3 separate regions of the Homo sapiens genome follow, and regions 1 and 3 are each linked to region 2. Evidence: chromatin contacts called from ENCODE Hi-C or POLR2A ChIA-PET data. All regions are on one chromosome and are shown on one strand. The core of a region is the stretch at or near the end of the contact, and the rest is flanking DNA. Distances in the headings are between cores, read along the strand shown. Region 1 overlaps ZFYVE9 (zinc finger FYVE-type containing 9). Region 2 holds the start of ZFYVE9 (zinc finger FYVE-type containing 9). Region 3 has its middle 19 kb from the start of NRDC.

The links. A loop is a pair of places that touch in the nucleus more often than their neighbours do. ChIA-PET counts read pairs that join two places held with the same protein, here RNA polymerase II (POLR2A). Pooled maps may share reads with other maps.
Region 1: a map of dorsolateral prefrontal cortex shows a loop between it and region 2 (3-fold over the local background). The contact joins the enhancer-like site here to the promoter of ZFYVE9 in region 2. A Hi-C loop is called at or near these places in 5 of 168 maps with a recorded cell type or tissue (HCT116, IMR-90, K562 and 2 more) and 8 of 50 pooled maps. POLR2A ChIA-PET finds 5 or more read pairs at or near these places in 9 of 52 experiments (H1, K562, MCF 10A and 4 more).
Region 3: a map of chondrocyte shows a loop between it and region 2 (4-fold over the local background). The contact joins the enhancer-like site here to the promoter of ZFYVE9 in region 2. A Hi-C loop is called at or near these places in 1 of 168 maps with a recorded cell type or tissue (chondrocyte) and 2 of 50 pooled maps. POLR2A ChIA-PET finds 5 or more read pairs at or near these places in 3 of 52 experiments (HEK293, activated CD4-positive, alpha-beta T cell and activated naive CD4-positive, alpha-beta T cell).

The regions. Positions count from the first base shown.
Region 1 is chr1:52,346,276-52,350,993 of GRCh38, forward strand. ZFYVE9 (zinc finger FYVE-type containing 9) reads left to right here. Exons shown (of 19, transcript NM_004799.4): 19 at 1-359. It overlaps CC2D1B (coiled-coil and C2 domain containing 1B), which reads right to left. Exons shown (of 25, transcript NM_001330585.2): 25 at 4,322-4,718. Among named protein-coding and RNA genes, the nearest start is that of CC2D1B, 18 kb to the right of the region's middle. RefSeq lists enhancers at 3,927-4,718, 4,702-4,718. Within about 2 kb of position 2,561, at least 3 of the 41 ENCODE cell types and tissues checked have a DNase peak (open chromatin) inside an H3K27ac peak, as active enhancers do; they include dorsolateral prefrontal cortex, where a contact is called at or near this core.
Region 2 is chr1:52,139,934-52,144,477 of GRCh38, forward strand. It overlaps ZFYVE9 (zinc finger FYVE-type containing 9), which reads left to right and starts at 2,156. Exons shown (of 19, transcript NM_004799.4): 1 at 2,156-2,470. LOC107984956 (collagen alpha-2(I) chain-like) reads left to right here. Exons shown (of 5, transcript XM_047439476.1): 2 at 1,260-1,356; 3 at 1,502-1,548; 4 at 1,844-2,470. RefSeq lists a silencer at 1,956-2,815.
Region 3 is chr1:51,895,469-51,900,085 of GRCh38, forward strand. No RefSeq gene overlaps it. Among named protein-coding and RNA genes, the nearest start is that of NRDC, 19 kb to the left of the region's middle. RefSeq lists an enhancer at 1,859-3,058. Within about 2 kb of position 2,308, at least 4 of the 41 ENCODE cell types and tissues checked have a DNase peak (open chromatin) inside an H3K27ac peak, as active enhancers do.

The sequences.
Region 1 (4,718 bases), core at 1,311-3,810, 210 kb after region 2:
CAAATCATTTGCACTTTAAAACTGGAAGATTAAGCTTTTGTTAACACTATTAATGGGGTGGGGAATAGGGTGGGAGTGGGGGTTTGGGAGACGGGTGGGAAAGGGTGGTTGGGGGGACCGATGTTCCATAATTCTAAGTCTTCTATGCATTGTCCACCAAGAAGATCTGGGCAGCTTCTGTTCCTGCACAACAGTTATGCTATCCTTGCAGCTAATCCCCTTCTGTTACTGTTTAGACAAGAATTCCGCTCCTCTCTCAAGATTTACTTATGGTCATGTGCTCAGAAATGCTCAAATGGGTACAACCATCACCAAGGGTGGGATGGGAGGGCAGAGGGGAAATAAAATATAAAGCATCAGTTCTTGCACTCTTTGTACAGAATTGGTATAAAAAGGATAATTCCACACTGATCTTGTCCCAGTTACATCACAGCTGTTTATCAAGTAGAAGTCACACTTAGATTTTTGTTTTTACCAGATTATTCATTGAAGTGAATCGAAGACTCAAGGGCTTAATCTACTCTTCCAGTTTCGGAAGGGCAACTCAGTGTAAATGTCATGTGGAGAGCAGAGGTGAGTTCAGGATTGCTGGAGATCTGCCCGTGTGGATGGCAGGTATTCAACTGGGTATTTCTGTGAATGCTGATGGAATACACCCAGGACATTTTTAGTTATAAATACTGGAGGAATTTAAAAATACATTTTATTGAGAAATAATTTAAACTTCTAGGAAGTTGAAAGTACAAAAAACCCCACGCACACTTTACCCAGATTCCCCTCTTGTTCACTTATTAACATTTTGTCCCATTTGATTTGTCAGGGTTTCTCTCTCCCTTTCTCCTTCTCCATAAAAAATTGAGGCATTTGAGAGTAAATTGCGTACATCATAGGCCTTTCCTCCTAAATGCTTATTTCCTAAAAATAAGGATATTCTCTTACACAACTGTAGGACAGTTCTCTACTTCAGTCAAACATGGATTTGATACTTTAACCTGGCATCTGCCCAGTGATGTTCTTTGTAGCATTTTTTCCCTCCAGTAAACCTTCCAGTATAGAATCAGACATGGCTATGGCTGTCATGACTCATCTTGATCTTTTATGTCATTGATATGTATTTTTTTTGAGACGGAGTCTCGCTCTGTCACCCAGGCTGGAGTGCAGTGGTGCAATCTCGGCTCACTGCAATCTCCGCCTCCCAGGTTGAAGCGATTCTCCTGCTTCAGCCTCCGGAGTAGCTGGGATTACAGACGCCCGCCACCACCCCCAGATAATTTTTTTGTATTTTTAGTAGAGACAGGGTTTCACCATGTTGGCCAGGCCTGAGCTCAAGTGATCCGCCATCCTCTGCCTCCCAACTCCTGATCTCAAGTGATCCGCCATCCTCTGCCTCCCAAACTGCTAGGATTACAGGTGTGAGCCACCGCACTCAGCCTCATTGATATTTTTGGTGAATGTAGCCACCCCCAACCCCACCCTGTTTTTTTTTTTTTAACAGAAAACAACTCAGTTTGATATTTCCTCATATTTAGAATCAGTTTATGTGTTTTTGCCCATAATGACTTGATATCCATCTGCCCCCTCATTGATAGTGGTAAATTTTGATCACTTGGTCAAGGTGTCCAACTTCTCTGTATATCCCCCTACCTGGAACTTATAACCAGTATATGTAGACTTTCAGACCATGCAAATCTCTTGCCTATGAAAGTGTCCCGTTAAATTAGCATGCATTGATGTTTCTTACCTGCACTGATCTTTTACTATGTTTGCAAAATGATTTTCCAATTCTAGCGCATTCTCCAGCTTTACAGGTTGCACTTGGTAATCTACTATAAGCAGAAGCCCTTCCTTCCCAATTTATTCATTTAATTTTCATTATACACTCATGGACTGTTGTTTTGCTTTGTTTTGTTTTGAAACAGTGTCTCACTCTGTCACCCATGCTGGAGTGCAGTGGCACAATCTTAGCTCACTGCAGCCTCAAACTTCTGGGCTCAAGCAAACCCCCCACCTTGGCCTCCCAAAGTGCTGGGATTACAGGCATGAGCCACCAAGCCTGGCCTTTTTCAGTGGTTCCAATTCATTATTTTGGTGCACAAATGGTCTCAGCTTTAGCTAGACAAGAGACCCTTCAAGCTGGCTCCTACATCCTGGTGATATGCTATTTTTTTTTTTTTTTTTTTTGAGTACTTCTTTTTTATTTCTATCCTAACAAGATGCTTCAGGCTTATCTTGTGCTTATCCTGCCCTAGCCCTGGAATCAGCTATTTCTGCAAGGAGCCCTGGCTTCTTTTAATGGGAGTGGTATTAGAAACCAAAATCTGGTTTATCCATGATATGTGTGATGCACTCTGACCTTTTTCTGTTTCATTAAAAATTTATTTTGATCTTAGACCAAATGGATTCCACAATGCACATTTTGAAAATACTGCTTTAGGGCAATGTACTCCATTGTCACTGGCATCTTCTGAAAGCCAAGGCTAAACTAGTTTTTCTGCAGTATTAGTACAGCTCCAAGAATTCCCTGGAAGCTAGCGCAGGCCTGTGGGACAGCGACAGGCTGCTCCCCAGTGGCTAGTGCTGGGTTTAGCACGAGGCAACAGCAGGCTGTGGAGCTGTGTTTGCGGCAGCAGCTGTTTTCCAGAGGCCTAAAGGCCTGGCCTGGGAAACATCTGGGTAGGTTCATCCTGCTCTCTGAGGTGGGAGCTTATAGTCGACATCTGCCTCTCCAAAGGTTTTACCGACGGTGGTTGCACAGAACTCTTACTGTGACCTTTCCCACAGGCTCAGAGGTACTCAGAGCTTCTAAGGGGAAGCTTGGCCCACAGAGCAGCAGCTTGTCAGGACCGAGCCCTGGTAACCACTACCTCCAAACCTGACAAGAACAGGAAGCACTTGTTAACAGGGGCAGCTTATTTTTGGTCTAATAGCCAGCTTTGTCTGAACATACCTCAAAAGTCTGGAACTTCTACAGGGACTGGTCCTGTTTTCCTGTGGTTTATCTTCCTGCTTGCCATTGTACTTATTTATTCTGGTTCAGTGCAAGCTTTTAAATTCTCCCACTAAGGACAAACTCTGGCCCTCAGATCCTTTCTCAGCTGCATCAAATGTCCTCTGTGTTTAGTAAAATCATTTGTGGAATTGGGCATAAAATAGCCAATGATAGTTAATTGTTTTCCTTGTTTATCCTTGCTTTTATACAATGTATATTGTAAGAATTATATAAAGCAAGGGGCTGAACCACATTTCGAAATAGGCAAATCTTCTGGATTGTAAACTTAAAGATTGAGATACAGCGATCCTTCTATACTTAAGAGGAATAGAATTGCCATTCTGGTAATTTATTAAATTTTTTAAAATTATTAAATGCTTATCAAATGCTAGGCAATGTATTTTTATCAACATCTTCTGAGGAACTACTGGACTCTAGGGCTACAGATTTGAAATTATGCCTCTGTAAATTCCCACGTCTTGTCTTCCCCCAGCCACAGTGGTTCCTGAGCACTGGTGGGCCCAAGATTTTCAGTTAAGTTTACCTCTAGATAACTGGTCACCTGGGAAATAATTTATGCATTTAACACATTTCAAACAACAATCAACCTGCTGAACATTGTTTCTGGAATTAGCAAGTTTGTAATGATGTTTCTATTTTTTTTTTTTTTGAGGTCGGAGTTTTGCTCTTGTTGCCCAGACTGGAGTGCAATGGCACTATCTCGGCTCACTGCAACCACCGCCTCCCGGGTTCAAGTGATTCTCCTGCCTCAGCCTGCGCAGTATCTGGGATTACAGTCATGCACCACCACGCCCAGCTAATTTTGTATTTTTAAAAGAGATGGGGTTTCACATTGGTCAAGTTGGTCTCGAACTCCTGACCTCAGGTGATCTGCCCACCTTGGCCTCCCAAAGTGCTGGGATTACAGGCATGAGCCACCGTGCCTGGCCGGTTTCTATTTTTATAATGCAAAAATAATAATCATGGCAATGGGAATTCAGGGATTGTATGTAGTCAGAAGGGCTAAGAAGTAGGGAGAAATGATGCCATTTTAGAGCCTGGGCAGCTGAGGCAGAGAAGAAACGAATCCATCTGTGGAGCTGACCCAGGTGCAAGCTCCCAGGATCTGCCAGTCTCAGTCGCATGGTTTCATCCTGAAAGCAGCTGCCCTTACTTAAGGGACAAAGTCTTTTAGGAGCTGCCCACAAATACTTGGAAAACAAGGCTTCAAAATCCAGAAGCAACAATGCAAATTTCAGAATGGTGCTGTGAGAAAGGAAAAATGTTAGAGTCACAGGAGTTTGCCCTTTAATTGTAAGCAAGACTTCTTGATTCTAAAAAATTTCTGTAGTTTATTCAGTTTGCTAATTCAGAAGAAAGTGTGCATTGCATGAGATCAAAGAATTGAAAATTTTAAAATGATTTGGGTTGTAGCTGGCTCCCAACTGCAGGTGAGTCACTAATCTCCAATGTTTGGATACTGTATTTGTGTTTGTTTTGAGACAGAGTCTTGCTCTGTCGCCCAGGCTGGAGTGCAGTGGTACAATCGAGGCTCACTGCAACCTCTGCTTCCTGGGCTCAAGGGATTCGTGTGTCTCAGCCTCCCTAGTAGCTGGGATTACAGGCGCCGGCCACCATGCCCAGCTAATTGTTTTTGTTTTTAGTGGAGACGGGGTTTCACCATGTTGGCCAGGCTGGTCTTGAATTCCTGACCTCAGGTGATCCACCT
Region 2 (4,544 bases), core at 906-3,405:
AGGAGAGAAAGTGTGAAGCAAGAGGAAACTGGTCTTGGGAACAAATGAATCATCTTCTTCATGTAGTAGCTATGCCCTGGGTTGCATGATTATTCATAAACAAATGCAGGTTTCCTGTGGTGGCAGTGATCTAGGCATGAAAAATACAGTGCTAATATTAGGTTACAGCGCTAATGATCTCAATCAGTTGAAGGGCCCTTTTCCCTTGACTAAACATTTTTTAGCAACAAATGACCCTTACAGCATTTTGTTAATATTGTTGAAAGGACTGTTGGGGCATCAGGTTGGGGACTGAAGGGAATCTCAGGGTCTACTTCCAGCTCTTCCTTAGGTTGGATATATTTCACATGTAAAATGGTAGCATAGGACCTAACTCATAGAATCACTGCGAGGATGAATCATGGTTTCCCTTTGAGCCCCAGTTTCTCTTGTTATAGAAAGGGCATAGTGATTTTTTTGTGACTCAGGAGTATGTGGCAAAGGCACACTTAGGATTATGCAGGAACAGCTTTCATTAAGAGAGCTACTAGGTGACATCTTCTCCATGGTGGCTGCTCAATTATTAAATGAATGATTCCTGGAGACCTTTTGTAGTTTCTATTATTTATCATCATTAGGCCATAACCTAAGGTAAGGTGAGATTGCCTTATAACATTTTTTATACATAAAAAATACTGGTTGCATGCTGCTATCTGCTGTGCAACAGAATGTCATAGGATCCAGTGTATGAGGCTCTATTCTTCCATGGAGGGGTGTTACATAAACCCATTAGTGAAATTTAGGGAAATTTCACCCAGACTAGGGAGGATGAAGAATGGAGCATCTATCTTTTGACAGAAATACAGTTACACACACACATACACACACACATACACACACACAGAGAGAGAGAGAGAGAGAGAGAGAATGAGAAACAAAAACAGAGGAGTACAAAATTGAGCCTAAGAAAAAGAACTGGAACCAATAAAAATTGTAACTAACATTTATTAAGTATCTTCTATGGGCCAGTCTCTTTATCTCCAATCTTCAACAACCAGCAAGGCAGGCAGGAGAAAACTGAAGTTCAAAAATGTTACATAACTTCCCCAGGGTCATAAAGCTATATATACATGACAGAACTGGAACTGGTAGTGTTGGTATGTGTCTGACACCAAAATCACTACACATTCTAGTATACCACTCTGTTAAAAAAGTGTATTTGGAAAATTTAGGGATCAGAGGATTTGGAGAATTTTCTTTCCCTACTTCCCCTCTGACAGTCGTGTTTGTTTTTGGTTCTGATGTTTGCACCCTAGAGGCTGACTGGGATCAAATATGGGGCATCTGTAAACAGAATGATTCCATAGCCCCCACTGTGTAATAATTTCCTTCCTTCAGAGCCTTACTAGGATTTGCCTGGGATGAGGGGTGGAAAGGTGGGAGAGAAGAGGTTGGGAGGGAGAGGATGTTAGTAAAAGATGGGTGATTCTTTGCTTACCTTTAAGTTGTTTATGAATTTCAGGACAACCCGTTGGCTATTCTCTTCTCTGGCTTGGCATATATATATATGTATGTATTTTTTTTTCATTTTTGTTTTGTGGGGGTGGTGGTTTAGGTGTTAAGGGTTTGGTTGATATCTGTAGAAAATTTCTTAATGATCTACACAGTAGATAAAAAAACAAGTTAAGGTCAAAGACAATTCCTTCGTCTGTTTTGGGAGACGAGTGTGTATGTTTGAAAAAAAGGTTTGTTCTGGGTCACTCTTCTTTCATCCAGACGCATTAAAGGAATTAGAAGGGGGTCTCCCTGCCACCCCCGAAACCGTGAGAGTCAAACGGAGATTCCCTTATATTCCTGCTCTCAGGTGCGGGTCCGAGTGACAAGAACGTTCACGTATCTTCGGGAGAGAACGAAAAGGTGCTCGGGTCTGGCGGGGGCGGGGAACGCCAGGGGTTGGTGGGAACTGAGGGGCTTCCGGTTCCCGGGAAGCGGAGTCCCGGGCCGGCCGCGGGCCGCGGGCTACGCAGGGAGCACGGGGCCCTCGCCGCCCCCAGGCCGCGCTCCTTAGCGTTCCCTGCGGCTCGTGCCCAGCGCGGCCGCCGCAGTCCCGACGCCGTAGCCGGACGTGGGGTCCAGGGGGCGCTGTGGCCCAGCGGCGCCGGCGGCAGGAGCGGCCACCCGACGCTGGAGGCTTCGCTGAGGATCCCCGCCTGCCGCACCTCGGTCGTCCCGCCGCAGCCTTGCGCCCCCGGCCCGGCTCGGCGGCGCTCCTCCGGGATCCGCGTGGCTGCCGCGGCCCGGGCGCCGATGCGGCTGGGCGGGTGCCGGGCCTTAGCAGCAGTAGCAGCCGCAGCTGCGGCTACCGCAGCTCCTACAGGAGTGGGAGGTTTCGCGGCGGCGCCTGGGGCCGCGCCGGTGCCCTCCGGAGGAGGCTTTCGGCTCAGGGACGACCCCCGTGGCCATGCTGAAGCGGAGGCGGCCGCTGCTCGAGGTGAGTGTGGCGCGGCGTGGTCCGGGGCTCGCCGGCCTCCCGCCGCCTGTGGGGGCCCTGGCGGCAGACCGCGGGCCGGGCGGACGGGGCGTCCTGCCACTGCGGTCGCCTCCCCCACCCTGCGGTCCTGGGGCCTCAGCCCTTTCTCCCCGCGTCCCCCGGGAGGCTGAAGGCCGTGGGGGGCGATTAGGCCCCGCGCCGTTGGGAAGCCCTCGCTCCGGCCTCGGTTCCGGCGCGGCCGGGTGTGTGGAGCTGGGGGCCGGCAGGAGCACGGCCGCCTTTCGGGTTTGCATGGGCCCGGGCCGAGCGCAGCCTCTTAGCCCGGGCCCTGCACGTACATCCCGGAGGGAGGCAGATGACGCCTGTTTGCAAACAAGCTTTGGCTTCCACGCGTCCCATACCGAGTCCCTCAGAATCCCGGTTGTGGCGGGGAAAGGGGGAGGAGAGGAAGGCCAGGGTGAGAATTGGGGGTGCAGAGAGTGCGGGACCAAGAGAGCCCCTGCTACTCCTGGAGTGTCATTCATGGATCTGGCTTGCTCGAGAACAACCTTTTGCGTCTTATTTGAGGTGAAATTTCATCACCTGCCGGTTGCTCATTCCTGCCTCTTTATATTATATCTTGCCTCTAAGCGTGGTCTGCCTTGGAGAAAGCCCCATCGCATCTTTGCGATGCTAAGTTTTGTAGATAAACACTCACAGTTATAAAAACGTCTTTTACAAAGGTCTGCCCCCCACACCCCGCCAGAAGAAATATTTTTATGCTTCAGTGTTCGGTACAAAAATGTTCCACTTAAAGAGATCCAGAGAATAGTTGGCAAAAGGATTTTAAGTCCTCTTTAAGTGCCAGCTACCCTAATAAATACCTGAAGGAAATGGGATACATGCTAAATTTTAGAAATAAAATGATTTGTTCTGATATTAATGTTGAAAATGCTACTGATTACAGTTTGATACCGTAAGTCAGATATTTATGTTTTGTGAGAAATGTGATTACAGGTTATTCTTGTTTTCCTGTTATGTATGTGAAAGTTATAAGACTTATAGGTACTTGCAAAACTTTTATAATCATGAAAAAATATGCTTATTGTAGAAAACTTGGGAATTATAGAAAGGTACCATGTTGGCTCTTAATAAATATTTAATAATAGGAGAAATCACCCATAATCTCACAGATTGTAAACAGTACAGGTTTATAATGGGCTCGTACTGACAGTGATTTTTAAAATTATTATTTCTGTATATTAGGTTTAAAATTATCTGACTGTTCCATTTTACATTGTCATTTGTATAAGACCTGTAAAAATATTTTACTAAATTACATTGGAACCATGTTGAATTCATCAATTAAAACAGAAGAATATGGGTAACTACCTAAAAGATCCCTGACTTAACCTTCTATGCAGCATGGGGTCTCCATCTAGGGAGAAAGTTTGGCATGGTACACGTTTTTGAAGACCTACTGTGTTAGATGCTGTAGCCTTGCATTGTTTTTGTCAGATTTTAAGTATTTCTTTTAAAAATTGGCTTCATTACCAGTTATTTGGGTAGGTTAATCTCGATTTTTAAAAGTCTAATTCAGGCAAAGTGTGATGGCTAGGCCTACTAGGGAGGCTGAATGGGGAGGACCCCTTGATCCTAGGAGTTCCAGTCCTGCTTGGGCAACGTAAGCAAGATGCCCCTCTCCGAGGCGGGTGGATCATGAGGTCAGAAGTTCAAGACCAGCCTGGTCAATATGGTGAAACCCCGTCTCTACTAAAAATACAAAAATTAGCTGGCATGGTGGTGCCCACCTGTAGCCCCAGCTACTCGGGAGGCTGAGGCACAAGAATCATTTGAACCTGGGAGGCAGACGTTGCAGTGAGCCAAGATTGGGCCACTGACTCTAGCCTGGGCAACAGAGCGAGACTCCATCTCAAAAAAAAAAAGTTGAATACAGTTCTCAGTGTGTCCCTCAAGACCACCAACATTAGAATCAGTTGAGAGTGCTTGTTATATATATAAGTATTATATGTAATATGCAGATTCTTGGTCCCTTGAATTGAAATTCTAGGGATGACGATGGCCCAAAGAACTT
Region 3 (4,617 bases), core at 1,058-3,557, 240 kb before region 2:
AAAACAGAGCAGCCTGTTGAGAAGTAAGCATCTATTCAAATCTCCCTTCTGATTTTAAACTTCAACCATCAGGAGCCACACAACCTACTCACACCACTCTGTGTGCGGACTTCCTTGTATCTGCCCTTTCTTTTCCCTCTTCCTGGAAGGTCCTCTCAACTCTCTCCCATCCCTAACACCCAGACATTTATACCTAGAGAATACTTCCTAGTCCTTTAGCCCTGTTTCTAAACTTTCTCCTGCTCTCCAGGTACAGACAGATACCTGTCTTCTTTCCTCCAGCACTTGGTGTTACCATTTATCTCACAACTCTCAAATTTTCTGTTTCATTGGCAGAAGGACAGAAAGTGTTTGCAGGCAAAAGGAGGACATCACACAAAAAAAGAAAGAAAATGCAAATTCAAGCAGTAGGAGCATACCATCACTAAATATATTTTGAATTTAATGGATTTAATATTAATATTCATTTCCATTAATCAAAAGTGATGAACCCCAGTGGTCCCTGACCTGGAATAATTTTTAACATTACAGGGCCAGTTTAGATCATGCACCATGATGCTGGTCTGTGGGAAAATGTGGGAAAAGTAAATCAGCCTAGTCAATCTCCTATAGCATCCAAGTCCCTCTGTCTCCCCAGCTCAAGCAATCCTCCCACATCAGCCTCCCGAGTAGCTGGGACTATAGATGTGTACCACCATCCTTGGCTAATTTTTGTATTTTTTGTAATGTCGGGGTTTCAACATGTTTCTCAGACTGGTCTTGAGTTCCTGAGCTCAAGTGATCCACCCACCTCAGCCTGCCAAGGTGCTGGGATTACAGGCGTGCGCCACTGTGCCCCACCTCATCCACGTCTTAATGTTGCTTTACTGTACTCTTCTCATTGTACATGTGTCTTGTTTGGACATTATGTTCTACAGTGTCACTCCTAAAGTAGGGGGTTTTGCAAGTCTTCAGATGAATTCTTTGGTAATATCAAGGAGCTACTGACAAGAAGTTGTGAGGAGTCATCACAAGTCAGCTTGAGAAGTTGCATGTTATTCATATAGTTGAGAAAGGAGCCCTGGGTTAAACTCACTGCTTAAGAGCCATATGACCTAGGGAAAATTAGGTTATTTCTCTAAGCCTCACCTTCTTCCAAAAAGGGATATTAATTCCCACTTAATAGAGTTGTTGTGAGAATTAAATAAAATGATTGATGTACAGGTGTGTTGTAAAGGAAAAGAAAAACATGTGTGATAGATGTGCACATGAGTGTATACACAGACACTTGTGAACGAAAACGAAGGCCTAGAAGATGCTGGGTTCAAATCCTGACTCTGCCACTTGTGTGATCTTATACCAGTCCTGAATTCTTGAAACTCTCTTAATCTTAATTTTCCTCATTATAAAATACATTTGTTATAAGATTATTGTGAGGATTAAATGTCATTATGTTCAAAGAGCACTTATTACAGAGCCTGGCCCAAAGTACAAGTTCAAGAGCTGTTGGCACAGCATAAAGATCTCGGCTCTTTTTAACCTAATTCACCCGTTGTGGCCGGAATAGGTGATTTCTTGATAAACCTCAAGGTGGAGCTAGAGACACAGAAGTGGGTGTCTTCTTCAACAAGAATGTTTGGTCTTAAGGGGGAAGAAGAAGCAGACTTTCCATCTTGATTTTGCCAGGACACATCCTATCTCCCTTTAAACCACCACCCATGTTCCTCCATTATGAGAGCCTTTGGGGTTTTTTGTTTGTTTGTTTGTTTGTTTGTTTTGGGTTTTGTTGTCAAAAAAAGAGTCAGACAAAGGAGCATTCAATAGATGTTGTTCTGGTTTTGGTTTTGTTTTGTTTTGAGACAGGGTCTCACTTTGTCGCCCATGCTGGAGTGCAGTGGCACGACCTCAGCTCACTGCAGCCTCTACCTCTGGGATTCAAGCCATCCTTCTGCCTAAGCCCCCCAAAGTAGCTAGGACCACAGGCATGTGCTACCACACCCAGCTAATTCTTGTATTTTTTGTAGAGACGGAGTGGGGGAAGTGGGGAGGTTCTGTGGGGGTCGGAGTTTGGGGGAGGTGGGTGGTTTCACCATGTTGGCCAGGCTCAAGCAATCTTCCCGCCTCGGCTTCTCAAAGTGCTAGGATTACAGGCATGAGCCACTGTGCCCAGCCTAGAAGTTCTTTAATATTGTGAATTCACTTCTACTTGGAGAAAATATGTTATCTGGTACATAGAAGATGACTATATAGTTTTGAAAAAACAAACCTTTATTACATTTTATTTTCTTCTCATCCTTCAGCCCACAGACCAAAAGCAGGTTTTGTCTACATTCCACTCATGTGACTGATTTCCTGTCTGTCAGAGCCCAGTCATCTTTCCAAAAGGAATACTTATCATAGCTCCCATATTTCTCATTGGGAAATATGGGAAATAGCTCCCATATTTCTCAATGTAAATAAGACTCCTAGAAGTCTATCTTAGCATCCCAAGATTCCAGGAATATAGATTAGGTTTCAGTGGTTTTCAAATGAGCCCTTTGAAGTTATATATTGATAAGCTCATTAAAAACTCAACTCATTACTTTCAGTACCGCCTTGTAGGCTAAGTACCTATCATATATAATTAGAACCTCATGAGAATAAAAAAAAATCCGCATAAAAGATGAAAATACTACCAAATATCAGCCTTAACATGCCACTACTTTCAGAACTTAGAAAATCATTGCTACTGGCCGGGTGTGATGGCTCATGCCTGTAATCCCAGCTACTCAGGAGGCTGAGGCAGGAGAATCACTTGAACCTGGGAGGCGGAGGTTGCAATGAGCAGAGATTGCACCACTGCACTCCAGCCTGGTGACAAGAGCGAGAATCCATCTAAAAAAAAAAAAGCATTGCCACAGAAACAGAGCTTAGATTCCCCCAAAATCTAGCTGGGTAAGAGAAACCCCTTCTATGTATAAATAAAGGATGAGTAAGAATTAGTTAAGTGAAGAAGAATGAAAGGGGAGAAGGATGATTCCAGGCAGAGTTCCAGGACATGAGAAAGGTCAAAGAAAGGAATGCTCTTGTAGGTTTGAAAGTAATTGCATATGGCTCAACCGGAAAGGTTGAGAGGAAAATGGCGAGAGTTAAAACTGGAGGGGTGAACTGGAGATAATTATTAAGCCCTGCATTTTATGTTAAGGAGTATAGACTTTATCCTGAGAGAGGGGGAGCTACCAACATGCATCAGATGAGGCAGAACAATATCATTTCCTGCTTTAGAAAGATCATTCATGACTGCAAGACAAAGAACGGAGGAGGGCAAGGCTAGGGGGAAGGTGTGCTAGATATTTTCTGTTTGCATCTCCAGATACAGTAAGTCTTCAATGTCATCGATAGATTCTTGGAAACCGTGACTAAGGGAAACAATATATAAAGAAATCAATTTAGCTGTAGGCTAATTGATATAAATAAGTTCCTATGGCATATTTCTGGTCACGAAACATCAAACATCTAAATAAAGACCCAAAACACTTCTAATATTAAACCTTGAAATATAATAAATGTGAGCTATACATACATTTAAGAAAGATTAATAAAAACAAGTATAAGATAATTATTTTCCCAATTATTCCAGGTCAGTGTTACAGGTCGCCAGAGCCTATCCCAGAAGCAGAGCACAAAGCGGGAACCAGTCCTGGACAGGACGACATTCCCTCACAGGGCACACTCTCCCACACGCCACACTCACTCAGACTGGGACCATTTAGACACACCAGTTCACCTAATGTGCACATTTTTGGGATGTGGGAGGAAATTGGAGTACCCAGAGAAAACCCACGCAGTCATGAGGAGAATGTGCAGACTTCACACACGGTGGCCTCTGCCAGGAATCTATTTTTTTCATCAACGTTATAATGAAACGTCGTTGAACATAATGACATTATTCGAAGACCTGCTGTACTCCCTCTACTTACCTGCTGCATATCCCAGAAGTTTGACCTATGTGGGCTCCTGCTGGACTCCTTTGCCCTCTGGCTTTTGGTTGAGTCCGGCATTGGGAGATAGCAGTAGGAGATCAGAGGTCATGGGGAAAGACAGGTCCAATAATTTATCCCCCACCTCCCTCCCTAGCGAGTCTTTGTGTGAGGACATTTCTCTCCACCAAAGGTCACTGCTCTTAGCAGACAGCATCTGCCACACAACTGCCCTCTTCAGATTCTGGTAATCAAATCACTCCCCCCACATCCCTTGTTACTACCTTTGGGTAGTGATGATTAGCTAGCTGTTGCTAGCTAGCACTGGGGAAATTTTGTATCCCTTTTTGGTCTCTCTAAACCCTGCACTCATTTTGTAAATGATTCCTTTATTAAGCACTCCTCAAATTATCTAGTTTGAGTGTGCCATCTGATTCCTGCAGGACTCTGAAACAGAAAGAAACCAAGAATAGTATGGTAGCTAGCATTTATTGCCTCCCAGGCATTCTTCTAAGCAGTTTATATATATTAACTCATTTAATTCTCACAGCAACCCTAAGAAGTATCCCTCCTTTACAGATGTGGAATCTGAGATATAGAGAGATTAAGGCGATTAAGTAATTTTCCCAAAAATGCACAGCTAGTGAGCCAGAATTCAAATCTACATAGTCTGTTTCCA